3 separate regions of the Homo sapiens genome follow, and regions 1 and 3 are each linked to region 2. Evidence: chromatin contacts called from ENCODE Hi-C or POLR2A ChIA-PET data. All regions are on one chromosome and are shown on one strand. The core of a region is the stretch at or near the end of the contact, and the rest is flanking DNA. Distances in the headings are between cores, read along the strand shown. Region 1 has its middle 19 kb from the start of LINC00272. Region 2 overlaps LAMC1 (laminin subunit gamma 1). Region 3 overlaps RGL1 (ral guanine nucleotide dissociation stimulator like 1).

Evidence for each region. Hi-C counts contacts between places; a loop is a spot of excess contacts on that map. ChIA-PET counts read pairs that join two places held with the same protein, here RNA polymerase II (POLR2A). Pooled maps may share reads with other maps.
Region 1: a loop to region 2 is called in a pooled map, with 5 times the contacts of the local background. The contact joins two enhancer-like sites. A Hi-C loop is called at or near these places in 1 of 37 single-sample maps with no recorded cell type and 2 of 50 pooled maps. POLR2A ChIA-PET finds 5 or more read pairs at or near these places in 1 of 52 experiments (K562).
Region 3: a map with no recorded cell type shows a loop between it and region 2 (6-fold over the local background). The contact joins two enhancer-like sites. A Hi-C loop is called at or near these places in 2 of 37 single-sample maps with no recorded cell type and 2 of 50 pooled maps.

What each region holds. Positions count from the first base shown.
Region 1 is chr1:182,424,689-182,429,017 of GRCh38, forward strand. No RefSeq gene overlaps it. Among named protein-coding and RNA genes, the nearest start is that of LINC00272, 19 kb to the left of the region's middle. Within about 2 kb of position 1,848, at least 2 of the 41 ENCODE cell types and tissues checked have a DNase peak (open chromatin) inside an H3K27ac peak, as active enhancers do.
Region 2 is chr1:183,067,245-183,071,484 of GRCh38, forward strand. The region is part of intron 1 of LAMC1 (laminin subunit gamma 1); the gene reads left to right. Among named protein-coding and RNA genes, the nearest start is that of LAMC1, 46 kb to the left of the region's middle. RefSeq lists enhancers at 3,556-3,625, 3,636-3,685. Within about 2 kb of position 2,772, at least 7 of the 41 ENCODE cell types and tissues checked have a DNase peak (open chromatin) inside an H3K27ac peak, as active enhancers do.
Region 3 is chr1:183,839,674-183,844,217 of GRCh38, forward strand. The region is part of intron 2 of RGL1 (ral guanine nucleotide dissociation stimulator like 1); the gene reads left to right. Among named protein-coding and RNA genes, the nearest start is that of RGL1, 37 kb to the left of the region's middle. RefSeq lists an enhancer at 2,115-2,164. Within about 2 kb of position 3,064, at least 18 of the 41 ENCODE cell types and tissues checked have a DNase peak (open chromatin) inside an H3K27ac peak, as active enhancers do.

The DNA.
Region 1 (4,329 bases), core at 598-3,097, 640 kb before region 2:
TAATAGGAGATTATAAGAAACATACTAATTGAAGAAGAAAATTCGCATTGACAGTGGAAAGAACGAGATAGCAGTCTGACAAGAGAATAAACTCTGACAAGCAGAACAAAATCCTAAAAGATCTTAACAGTTTGGGGCTAAGTGTAAATAATCACAGCACTCACCCTGTATCCTTCTCCCACCGCTCATGGTGCTCCTGTATGATGTGGGACAGGATAAGTAAGTGAGCCATAAACAATTAAAAGTTAAGTACATTCAAAATACTTTATCAAAGATGGCAGAGATGGCTCAACACACTTTAACAATATTAATGTCTAAAATGGTTTTAAGACTAAAAAACCAAAAACTATTTTCATTCCAGTTTCCTAAACAATTTGATGGCAGGTAAACTGAAGTTTCATTGTCACTAAAAAGTGATTCGTGTGCATAACGATTACTAAGCTCAGAGGACTAGCAAAAGCTTCAAATCTCAAAGTCATCATACCTCATTTTCTGGTATAATAAAGTAAATCAACAAAAACACAACTTTAAATCAACAAGATATTTCAAAAATAAATAAATATTGAGCAGAAATGGCTATTATGCCATCAAAGTATAAGTGGCACAGTATATTATATATGAAATTTTTTTTGAGACAGGGTCTTGTGCTATCAGCCAGGCTAGAGTGCAGTGGAACAATCACAGCTCACTGCAGCTGTGACTTCCCAGACTCAAGTGATGCTCCCACCTAAGTTGGTGGGACTACAGGCATGCACCACCACACCCAGCTAATTTTTTATTTTTTGTAGAGATGGGGTCTTGTCATGTTGCCCAGGCTAGTCTTGAACTCCTGGGCTGAAGCCATCCTCCTATCTTGGCTTCCCAAAGTGCTGGGAGTAAAGGTGTGAGCAATCACACCTGGCCTATGTATGATACTTTTTAAAAATTATTATTTTTTTCCTTTTTGAGACAGAGTCTCCCTCAGTCACCTAGGCTGGAGTGCAGTGCCACTATCTTGCCTCACTGCAACTTCCGCCTCCCAGGTTCAAGCGATTCTCCTGCCTCAGCCTCCCGCGTAGCTGGGGTTACAGGTGCCTGCCACCACGCCTGGCTAATTTTTGTATTTTTAGTAGAGATAGGTTTTTACCATGTTGGCCAGGCTGGTCTTGAACTCCTGACCTCAGGTGATCCGCCTGCCTTGACCACCCCAAAGTGCTGGGATTACAGGCATGAGCTACTGTGCCTGGCTAAAAAATTAATTTAGAAAAACTGGAAAACTGAAAAAGAAAAAGAAAGAAGGGATGAAAGTTCTTGTCCTGGGTCTACCAAAAGGGTGGCAAATAAGCCTTTGTGTTCCTGAAGTCTGGATCCTTCTAGTCACCCAGGAGAGAAGACAGTTTTTTTGTTTTGCTTTGTTTTTTGTTTTTTCCCTAAAATGCAAGCCCCTTCTGGTGGTACAGTACTCAAACTATTGAAGAAGGGTCAGGATGGACCTTTTGGGTTTTAGGAGATTAAAAAGCAAGCAACAGTCCACCCTGCAAGAAATCCCAGAGACTGGGAAGGGCACAAGACTGTGGGTTTGGCTGGCAGTAGATGCAATCACTCATTCTGAGCAAGACCTCAGAGGAAACAGCAAGAGCTGATGGGATCCAGTGGGTCAGAAGGCTCTGAGGCCCATGAAAGGAGCACTGGTGTTGGAGGTGGCTCAGGGTGAATGTGGTCGCTCAGAGAGCTGTCCTCCTAAAAAAGCCCCTGCTGGCTTGAGCAGGAACCAAGCTGTGGCAGCCCCTTTATTTCAGTGGGCTACAGCACTAGGGAGCTATGAAGTCAGTTCCCCATGGTAGATGAGGGTGAGAGGTGGAGGGTAAGAAGGGTGGGGACTTGTTACCATAGCAACGTCAAGAACACTATTCATGCCTCTCCCTTTTCTGAGAATGGTTGGCTATTCAACAGATTTTGAGACTGTATTAGCCGTGGGATTCTTAGAGAAAAGGGGAAATCGAGGTGGATGATGAAGGGTCCATTTCCTGACAGTCTTGGGGGCTAAAGCCAGTTTTTTCACTTCAGAAATGAGTGACATGGCCAGACACCATGGCTCACGCCTGTAATCTCAGCACTTTGGGTGGCTGAGCTTGGCCAACATGGTGAAACCCCATCTCCACCAAAAATACAAAAAATTAGCCAGGCATGGTGGCACACACCTGTAATCCCAGTTACTCAGGAGGCTGAGGCATGAGAATCACTTGAACTCGAGAGGCAGAGGTTACAGTGAGCCAAGATTGTGCCACTGCATTCCAGCCTTGGTGACAGAGTGAGACTCCACCTCAAAAAAAAAAAAAGTGAGTAACATTACTTCCGCTCAGAGAGTGTGAAAATGTTTATGTATAATTTTTACATCTGCATAGGCAGAAAATCAGGAAAAATAACTATGTACTCTCTTGCCTGATGTTCTCATAGCCAAGCTGTTGATTCTTATGACCATTCAAATGATGAGAGTTATTTTGATGCACCTGAGTCAACTTTCAGAATGACCCCAATAACTGCAAATTGTTGCTCTGGGTAATATGAAAGTTCTCACTTCTCTTGATGGGAAACTCAAGCAAGTTTCCTCTCGCAGTGGCATATTCAGGGCCCAGGCCTGATTTTCAATGTGGTGTGGCACAAGGCTGTTCTGGAACATCTTGGGCTGGGTAACTATTAATACTTGGCTAAAGCACCACAGTACCAAATCTTGTTGATGCAGGGGGACTGGTAAGACCACCTAGGAGGGACTTCATGTTCTCAGAGGCCTTAAAGTAGCAGACCCTCATCTGTTTCCCTCACCTGAGAAACTGGGCTGTCTTTTATGGGTGTGAGTCCATGGTGGAAATAATGCTAATGAGAGTGGGCAGGTACTCTTACTTATAATCTGAAAAGGGTTTAGCAGGCTAAACCTTACACTGAAAAGGGTTTAATGGGTGATTTGTCGTGCTCTAACCTTGACTTAAGTAGTTTGGATTTTCTGTACTTGGCTCTCTTATGTCTCTCCTTCCAAGGACAGGAGAAATGGAAATCCTTTTCAGGTGGCCCAGGACTCCATTCCAGTCCAGCAATGTTCTCTGATTTTTCCTGAGTATTAAAGGTTCCTGATGAGAATGGAGAGGAGGAGAGAGAGTCACACTAAGGACCCTCCTGTGGGAGGAACCTTAGCCTCCAGGAGCAGCTCTTTCCATATTGTAGAACACCCGCTCCCCACTACATGCTTACAATGGCTTGGCTGAACCATGCCCCAAGAAGAAACAAAGCACCCACCTGGATGTGAGAACTGCCCCAACTCAAATGCCCTTACTTTCTCTAGAAAACAGACTTTTCTCTAATACCTACTCCAAGGACTTCCATTTTCAGCAACATGGCTGGCTGATTTAATTCCCCACCTCCCACCCCTGCAGGAAAAGACTTGCTGGATAAAATAAATAAGATACAGCCTTAAAAAAAAGAATTGTTTTTAGTCAAGATCTAAAGAAGAAAACCAAAATCCCCAGGTGATGAACTATAATATGTGACTCATAGCTAGAAGACAAGTTCATGAGTTGATCCTGTGGCTGGCAGGGTGAGACTGGCCCCAGATATAAGTCCTAATAGCTGGGGTTTCCATGCAAAAATGGGGACAGGAGATATGATCTTAAGGAAATAAAGCTCAGATTCCTACATAACAGCTGGATTAGGAAATTTGGAAATGGGGTCCCTTCTTCGTAAGGGAGGCTGGATGAACTTCTCCGACCAGCTCAAGAAATAGAAAAGAAACTACTCTCTGCTAAGAGCTCCAGGTGGAAAATAAAACAAAGCTCCCATGAGAATCTGAAGCCTCTCCAAATTCACACTCCATGTACAGGGAGTGCATACATGCCAAACTAAGATATTAATGTAAAATCTGGTACTGGATTAGTAAAATCCAGTGGTGTCCAGCACAAGCAGATGAGGCTCCCAAAGGAAAAAGCAATCCTGACTGAAGTCGGTTCAGAACTGCATTTAGAGCCCCCTGCCTAAGGAGACTATATTAGCTTGCCGGGGCTGCTGTCACAAAGCACTTCAAATGGAGTGGCTTAAACAGCAGAAAGTTATTGTCTCATATTCTAGAAGCTAGGATTCTGAGGTCAAGGTGGCAGCGGAATTGGTTCCTTCTGAAGGCTATGAGGGAGAATCTGTTCCAGGCCTCTTCCTCCGCTTCTAGTGCTTTGTGGGCAATCTTTGACATTCCTTGGCTTATAAGCATTATCCATATCTCTGCCTTCATTCCATATAACCTGTGTTATAGCTATAACCTGTGTTATAGCTATAGCAATCCACCTGTGTTATGTCTACATTCTAATT
Region 2 (4,240 bases), core at 1,522-4,021:
TTTTCAGAAATTAAAAAAAATCTTTCATCTGTACAATTTTTCAGTTTTGTTTAGAATTCTTTTTTTGTCATTGCATTTTTAAAGCACTCATTTTAATTTAATAAAACGATGAGTGTGTCTCCTAAAGTTGACCACACAACTGCAAATTGTATTTTTTGCATTTCTTTGTTGGCAGTAGTAGTTTCCTATTGGCTGTTCTGTACTTATATATATAGATATACATATATATTTTTGTTGTTGTTGTTGTTGTTGTTGTTTTTGAGAGACGGAGTCTCGCTCTGTCACCCAGGCTGGAGTGCAGTGGCAGGATCTTGGCTCACTGCAACCTCTGCCTCCCAGGTTCAAGTAATTCTCCTGCCTCAGCCTCCTGAGTAGCTGGGACTACAAGCGCACGCCACCACATCCAGCTATTTTTTTTTGTAGTTTTAGTAGAGATAGGGTTTTACTGTATTGGCCAGGCTGGTGTCAAACTCCTGACCTCGTTATCCACCTGCCTTGGCCTCCCAAAGTACTGGGATTACAGATGTGAGCCACCACGCCTGGCCACTTGTCAATATATTTAAAAATTTTTTTATTTTTGGCTTGTCAGTATTGACCTTAATATTTGTAGTATTGGGAGTATCATGATAGCAGAAAGGACTTTGGAAAATCTATTATTAGAGGGCTTCACATGGGTGCTTCTGTAATAAAATGAATGGTGAAAAGAGACTTAACCATTTATAGTTGTTGGCTTCGGATAAATCTCCCAGAAAATAAGTGGATTGGAGTCCATTAACCCAAGCTTCCCAAAGCATAATGGGAGTTGAGCTTAGGGCCTGTTTCCTAGTGAGTGACCTACTGAGGCTTAGGGGCTAGATCAAAAGGATCTGGTAGTACTGAGTTTCTTAGTACCAAATTGAAAATGGATTTCTTTTTTTTAAAAAAGGCCTTTGTTACAATCTTATTGCCTGAGATGATGTAACATGTTAATGGGTTATCCATTTTGTATTGTTTTTTTTTGTGTGTGTATGTGTGTGTGTAAAGAATACACACAATCTCAATGCTGAAATGAATTTGAAATGTAAACTAATTATTTTCAAGTGCATAGGATATTACAGTCTAAGGTAAGAAACAGTAAGCTAGTACTCATTTGTTGTGCTAAGCAAATTACTAATTATTTAGGTGAGCATGAAGAAGAAAACCAAACCAGAAAGGTTTAGGGATATTAATGTTCTTCAAATTAGTTAAGAAAGTTAGCAGCAGCCACTGAATGAGGACCTACTATGTGTAAGCATATTTTATGCTCATTTTCCTCACAAGAACTCTATGAAGTAGATATCAAATTATTGCAGGTCTCTAATTGCATATCCAGCACTCAAGGCAAGAGGTGTTTCACAATTCATGACTTTTTTAGGTTTTTAGAAAAGTGACACATGGGCTGGGCACGGTAGCTCATGCCTGTAATCCCAGCACTTTGGAAGGCTGAGGTGGGTGGATCCATGAGGTCAGGAGATTGAGACCATCCTGGCTAACATGGTGAAACCCCATTGCTACTAAAAACACAAAAAATTAGCCGGGCATGGTGGCGGGCGCCTGTAGTCCCAGCTACTTGGGAGGCTGAGGCAGGAGAATCGCTTGAACCCAGGAGGCGAAGGTTGCAGTGAGCCGAGATCGCGCCACTGCACTCCAGCCTGGCAACAGAGCGAGACTCCATCTCAAAAAAAAAAGAAAGAAAAGTGACACAGGTATATACTTTATATCAGTGGTCCCCAACCTTTTTGGCACCAGGGACTTGTTTTGTGGGAGACAGTTTTCCACTGTTGAATTCTGCCTGGAGTATATGTTTTAAAATTCAATATGTAACTTCATATTACAGACTCTCTACTGTACCTGCTATATTGTGTATTACAACAACATCTGAACTCAGTGAATGGTTTTAGGTTCATTGTCAGGACTCTGGGTCCATTTATATGGCATATAAGCATTTTAACTTGTTTCTTGCCATATTTTCAAAACAGCCTTGTGTATGTCTGGGAACAATAAATAGGGAGTTTCATTATCACTGTTGTGCTAATGCATGTTTAAAGTTAGACAGATGAGTAGCTGTTCATCAATATATGTAAAACCTAGAGAAATGATTAGCTATTCATCAATATATGTAAAACTTAATTATTAAAAAAATGTAATGTCCTATGTCTGTGCACTGGGAGATCCAGGAAAGGTAAAAGTTAAGTCATTATCCTCAAGGAGATTACAGTCTAGTTGGAGGTGTATATTATACTATTTATTCTGTTGTTTCAGTGGGATTTGTTGTGGGAGAGAAAGGTAAGTTAAACAGAAAGCCTGAAGAGAGGTCTGGGTGTCCAGTGTGTCAGGGAATGCCTCCTTCTTGTAGCATCCAACCAGATTGTTTTGGGAGTTAGAAATGTAATGCAGTCAGTCCCCCAACTTAAAGAAATACAGCCCAGACCATCTGGTATGTCACAGTTGTGTGGTAACAGCAGTAAGGAGCATCGGCTGAGTCTGAGGGGAGAGCTGGGTGCTCCTTGCACCTCCCTGGCCCTGGCAGGTCTCTTTGCTGATCTTGTGCTGCTTTCTGAGGAGCCTGTTTTTAGAATGCTTCTCCAGGTAGCCAGCACCAGTGGACCATCATTGAAGTAGGAGTGGGTGTTGAAAGAGATAGGGAGGGCATTCCAGGTAGATAGTGTGGACAAAGGCACCAAGCCTGAAAAAAGAATGGCCCGGTTGAATAATTTTAAGTAGTTTGAGATGGCACAGTGCCCGGCACACAGTCTCTTCATAAATGATTACTCAAAGATTGAGTGAGTGGACAGATGAATGAATGGGCTAGATTGTGGCATGTGCGTGGAATTAGGTAAGAGATTCTTAGACTTGATCATAATTGCCTAGTAAATCATTCTTCCATAGCCCTTTTATAAGGTAAATACCTAGTCATAAAGTTCAATCTGTGATTCACTAGTTATATTTGCAAATTATTTAGTCTCTGGGCCTGTTTCCTCACCTATAAACAAGGTAGTTAGGCTTGAGAACTCCTCTATTCCTTCCATCTTTAGAATAGCTATGATTTTAAGTAAAGGGACAGGGACCAACTAGTGCTTCTGTTGGGGGTTCAGAGCTGAACCTCTTCTGCTGTCCTGGCTCTTTAGGCATCTCTCTGGCCTGTCACAGAGGTTGGATGACTGGGATGCCTTGTGGATGCCCAGATGTTCCTGGGATACTTCCAGTTTTGTGGGTGATGGTAATGTCTGTGTGTTCTTCCTTTGTCATCTGGGCCGTGATTTGAAGGATATACTACCATTTGTATTTAATGTCTAGGGTGGTGAGATAAGAGCTCCTATTAGATTTTTTAACTAGAAATGGAATAAATGCTGTATCTAGTTAATAATTAGGAAAACTTTACTCATATTTTTTATTTGGGGCTTAAGGAGAAAATAAACTTTAATTTAGGGATTTTTTTTTTCCTGCTTGAATTCAGTAGGGTCTTCCTCAAAATCTTAAATGGGAGTTCTCAGTTCCCCTTGTAATGTCAACCTCGGCAAATTTCTTCTGTTGATATGGAAAGAATTGTTGGACAGGTGGTAAGGGTAACTGAGCAGTGGGTAGGGATGAGTTCAAAGAAGAGAAATCCTACAGACGATGGTTGGTTGGATGATAAATATGAAGGATTGTGTGCTGATGTATTCCCTGTGGTGGTCTGCAAGAGTGTGTGGGAGACATTTGTTCTCATTTCCTGTTTCATCACAGCCTGCCACCTGCTGTGTCGCTATACAAAGTAACATCACTTTTAAAGATTGCTGTTTAGGAAATCATGTTTTATATGTCAGGAAGCTGGGTTTTTTTTGTTTTTGTTTTTTTTTTTTTGAGTCCCATTAAAGACTGATCCAGGAAGCATCTCTCTATATGAAACTTGGTGTGTATGTGTGTGTTTGTGTGTGTGTTGACAACTTAGGAAATTGGTGATTGATGCAGAAAGGAAGACAATGAGTAACTTGGGATTGTGCCTGTATGGATGTTTTGTCTACACGTGGGTGGAGGAAAATACTTGATGCTGTGTTCTGTAGCTATTACCCTGTGGAGTTTCTCACTTGAAAATTGAAGCTGTGTCCAGATACAGCTGTAATTCAGAATAATAGCAAGCATAGTACTGTCTTTGTTTTTCTGGGCCCTGGGAAGACAAGTCTACAGCTCTTTGAGGTTCATGTGTGACTCTACATTCCGGCCTCATTATTTGGAGGTTTGA
Region 3 (4,544 bases), core at 1,814-4,313, 770 kb after region 2:
TTTCAACAGGACACAGAGTCTCAGCTCCTTAGCATGCAACCTAAGTCCTCCATAATCAGGTAGTCTCCTGCTGGCTCTCCAGCCAAAGCATTCCTTCCCTCTGTCATATTGTTTATGCAGCCACACATTTTCCCCCTGTAGTGGTGGAAAGGTATGATGCCTTTCCTCACCCATCATAAGGGTCATCGGTAACTCTCCTATAACAAAAGACAGGTTAACAAGAGAAAAGCATAACAGATTTCTTTAATCAAAGTTTTATGTGACATGGGAGCCTTCAGAAATAATGGCCCAAAGAGCCAGAGGAAACTTTCCATTTTTATGCTTAGAGTCAATGAAGAATGGACAGCCATGTGGAAATGTGATTGGATGAAACGGGTATGATCTAATGGTAATAGACTAAGGGGGAACCCAGCAAGGCCTGTCTGTTCAGATTCTTCCTGGCCACTCTTTGTAGTATTCTTCTTTCCCCCTGGGTGTGGGCCAGGACCCCTATGGAATGAGGGTCTTATGATCTACTATCAGACAAGGTAGGTCAGAGAATTTATGGTCAGCTTCTAAACAAAAAGGTGAGGGAGGTTAGAGCAATATTTCCAGGCTTTAAGCCTTGCTTTAGGATAAGAGGGGGTTCTAGTTTCTATGACTCACCTTGGGAAGGAGGAATCCTGGTTTCTATGATTCACTTCAAGGGAGAAAGAAGTGTAGGAGACAGGAGGGCAGGAAAAGGTCAGAGAATTTGCTTCTGAGGCTGCTTCTGAGGCCTTCCAATTCCTTTAGTTCAAAGTCCTCAGCATGTCAAAGTTCCATACTTTGGGATAGCGTTTTCATGACTTTTTTAATGCTTGTTTCTCTGCCTGCTGTGCCCTCCCCAACATAGTTAACTCTCATTCATTATGTGAAACCCAGTGCAGGCCAGGTATGGTGGCTCATGCCTGTAATGCTAGCACTTTGAGAGGCCAAGGTGGGAGAATCGCTTGAGTCCAGGAGTTTGAGACCAGCTTGGGCAATATAGCGAGGCCTTGTCTCTAAAAAATAAATAAATAAATAAATAAATAATAAATAAATAAATAAATAAATTAGCTGGGGTGGTGCGTGCCTGTAGTCCCAGCTACTTGGGAGGCTGAGGTGGGAGGAATGCTTGAGCATGGGAGGTTGAGGCTGCATTGAACCCTGATTGCACCACTGTACTGCGGCCTGGGCAATAGAGATGGACTGCATCTCTAACAAACAAACAAAACAAAACAACCCAGTGCAGACAGAACCTACTTAAGAAGCCTTTTCTGACACCTCCTTTACACTGGGCCCCTCTTGGTGCTTCCCTCCATGTCTTGCCTCTCTCTCCACCATTTTACTCACATTTTATTGTAATGGTTTCTTTGTGTCTGTTTCCTTCACCAGACTGAACAACTTGGTTGCCAGAACTGCATGCTATTTACCTTTATATGTCTAGTACCTTGCACAGTGCCTGGCACATAGTACCATTTAGTTAATATGTAGCTGAATAAGTAGATGAATAAATGGAAAAGACAGCCATTGTGTATGTGCTAGTAGCATAAAAATACAGGATACACAATTACATTTCAAATTCAGATAAATAACAAATAGGTTTTTTTAGTATGCATAGATCCCAAACATGGAATGGGACATACTTATACCACATAGTATGTAATTATTCATTATTTCTCTGAAATTAAAATTTCACTGGGCATCCTGTAATTTATCTGTCAACCCTAACCTAGCAAAAAAGTGACTTCCCACCCAATATTAGGTTAGCACAAAGGTGATTGTGACAAGTTTTGGTTTAAGTTTTGTTAAGTTTGCCACTATTTTTAATGGCAAAAGCCATAATCACCTTTGCACCAACCTAATAAAAGTTCACACAAGGCAGAACCTCATGTTGAGCTTGACATCATGGGCCCTAAAGTATTTTCTAGACTTTACCTTAACATCTCTGAGTGTCCTGTGTGTAAATAGTCACTGTAGTACTCAGGTGTATTGGCCTTGTCATGTTCTGCTGGGTGTCATTACATACATGATTTCTGCTGAGAGAATGATGCAAATTTTGTTGCATGGCAAAGAAATTTATGCAGTTGAGTAATATGGAGAGATGAGCAGAGCTTATTTGTGAGTCAGCTTGTGGGTTTTCCTATACAGGTGGAGTATCCTTAATCTTAAAACCGAAATTCAAAGTGCTCCAACATCCATGCTTATTGCAGTGTTTTGCAGTTTGGATTTTCAGAATGGGGATACTTGAATGGTAAGTATAGTGGGAATATTTCAAAATCTGAAAAATTCTGAAATCCAAACCACTTTCAGTCCCAAGAATTTGAGATAAAAGATCCTCAGCCTGTATTGTGGTGGTTTGTTGTTGCTGGATAGTGGTTGTAGGGCATATGAAAAGGAAGCATAAAACTTACTTTTGGTGTTTGGGGATGAATGTAGGGATTGGGTGTGGGTTTTAGATTTTTGGAGGGAGTTAACAGCTGGAATAGTACTCACTATTTACTTTGCTGCTCAGGCCAAGATGCCTGAGAACTGATATACTGAAGAGTGATCATGGTGTGGAGGACTCCATACTGTCTCCATCCTAATGAGGTTGTTTGCTTAACACGTTCCCTGTTAAACTATCAGATGACTGAATTATTATTTTGATTGAAGGGACTTTTTTTTTTTTTCAAATTAGAAACACCCAACTGGTTAACAGTTTATGTTTTAGAAGGTGAAAGAGTTTATTTTTCCATGACTGGAAACGGAATTGAAATATGGCATCTTTCATCTCTCACATGCCCTTTTTCCTCTCCGTCTCATGCCAAAATCGATAATTATGGAAATTACCTGGTAGGACACTTGGGCACAGTTTTAGATATTTACCCCATAGGACTCAGACATGTTCTCTTAGAAAAAGCTGGATTCTAAAGGCACAAAGATCAACCAAAAAAACAAACATGAAACATTTTTGTGGTCACAGTACCGTGATCTTGTCAGTAAAGCGACGGTCTATGATTAAATCCAGATTGAGCTGTTTCCTGTTAGCGTGCTAACCCACAGGACAGGCTCAGGCCTCCGTGTCTTGCTTTCTAAGTCTGGGTTATTAAGCACTTGTCTGACAAGGGTTCCACCCCTTTCGTCTTCAACTTAATAATTCAAAGTTACTAAGATAATATAAGCAAAAACAGGTCCTAAAGTCTCTTAAAACACTTACAGACCTATAGGAATCTTTTCTTGCAAAAATGAAACTTTTAACATTTTAGCTTCTCTTGTCGGGCCATATGGCAGAGTATTTTTTGTGTTTCCCCTCTGTACAGTTTCATTTCAAAATAATTTCAGTGGTAAGCAGATCATTTTAAGTTTTTGTTTCATAAGAAATGTACTCTATTTGAATGTTGGCAAATTAGAAGTCATCAGATCTTTCCCCTGCCATAATAAGCAGGTATTAGGATATTTAGCAGTTCTACAGAAAATGACATTAAGCAAATTCTCTGATAACTTAACATGCATTGTTATTTTGTGTGAGAATGATTGTAGGCACAAGAGCAATTCTATACTTATTTTATGATATTGTCATTGATGTTCACTTTGAAAATTATTTTTTAAATCTAAATTTTCAAAATATTTTATTAGTCTTCTGTTAGGTCATATGTGGTTCTTCCTAATGCACAGATGCAAACCCTGAGGAACAAATACTGTTAAAGGGACTTACAGGAATCATGTATGCATATTGAAATTTTTTCCGAGTAAGAAAGTACTGAAAGAGAGGGGCTGGGTTAATGAGAAACATAATTCCATTCCCAAGGGAGAACCCTGGCTTTCTGCCAAATCTCTGCTTTCTGGCAGGAAATGGGACCCACTTCATCAGGTCCTTTGACAAGCATTTTTCTCTGTGTTTGAATTTTGGGACACGTCAATACTCGGTGAAAAAATAGTTCTTTTAAATAATCATCACTTTTGATAAGAAGGATTTAGAATTAAAGTAGAGTTTCCATTGTAAGTAAAATAAGAATCGTCAAATTTCAACATTGTTTGGTAAGGGAACACTGTTATTATCACAAGGCGAGGAAGCTTGATTTAAATCAGAGTTTGACTATCCCTAACCACTGAGAAGCCATTCCTTTTATTGTTGTTAATATTTAACATTGAAGTATATTTTCATGTTTTTTTTTGTTTGTTTGCTTTTGAGATGGAGTCTCGCTCTGTTGCCCAGGCTGGAGTGCAGTGGCACAATCTCCAGCCCACTGCAACCTCCGCTTCCTGGGTTCAAGTGATTCTCCTGCCTCAGCTTCCTGAGTAGCTGAGACTACAGGCACGCACATTACACGTGGCTGATTTTGTATTTTTAGTAGAGATGGGGTTTTACTATGTTGGCCAGGCTGTTCTTGAACTCCTGACCTCAGGTGATCCACCCCCCTTGGCCTCCCGAAGTGCTGGGATTACAGGCGTGAGCCACCGCTCCCATCCTGAAGTATATTTTCTAACTGCTACTTTTGAATATCATGCAGGCTGACAATTATTTTGGCCAGGTCTTTTGAAGTGACAAGGTACAAAACACA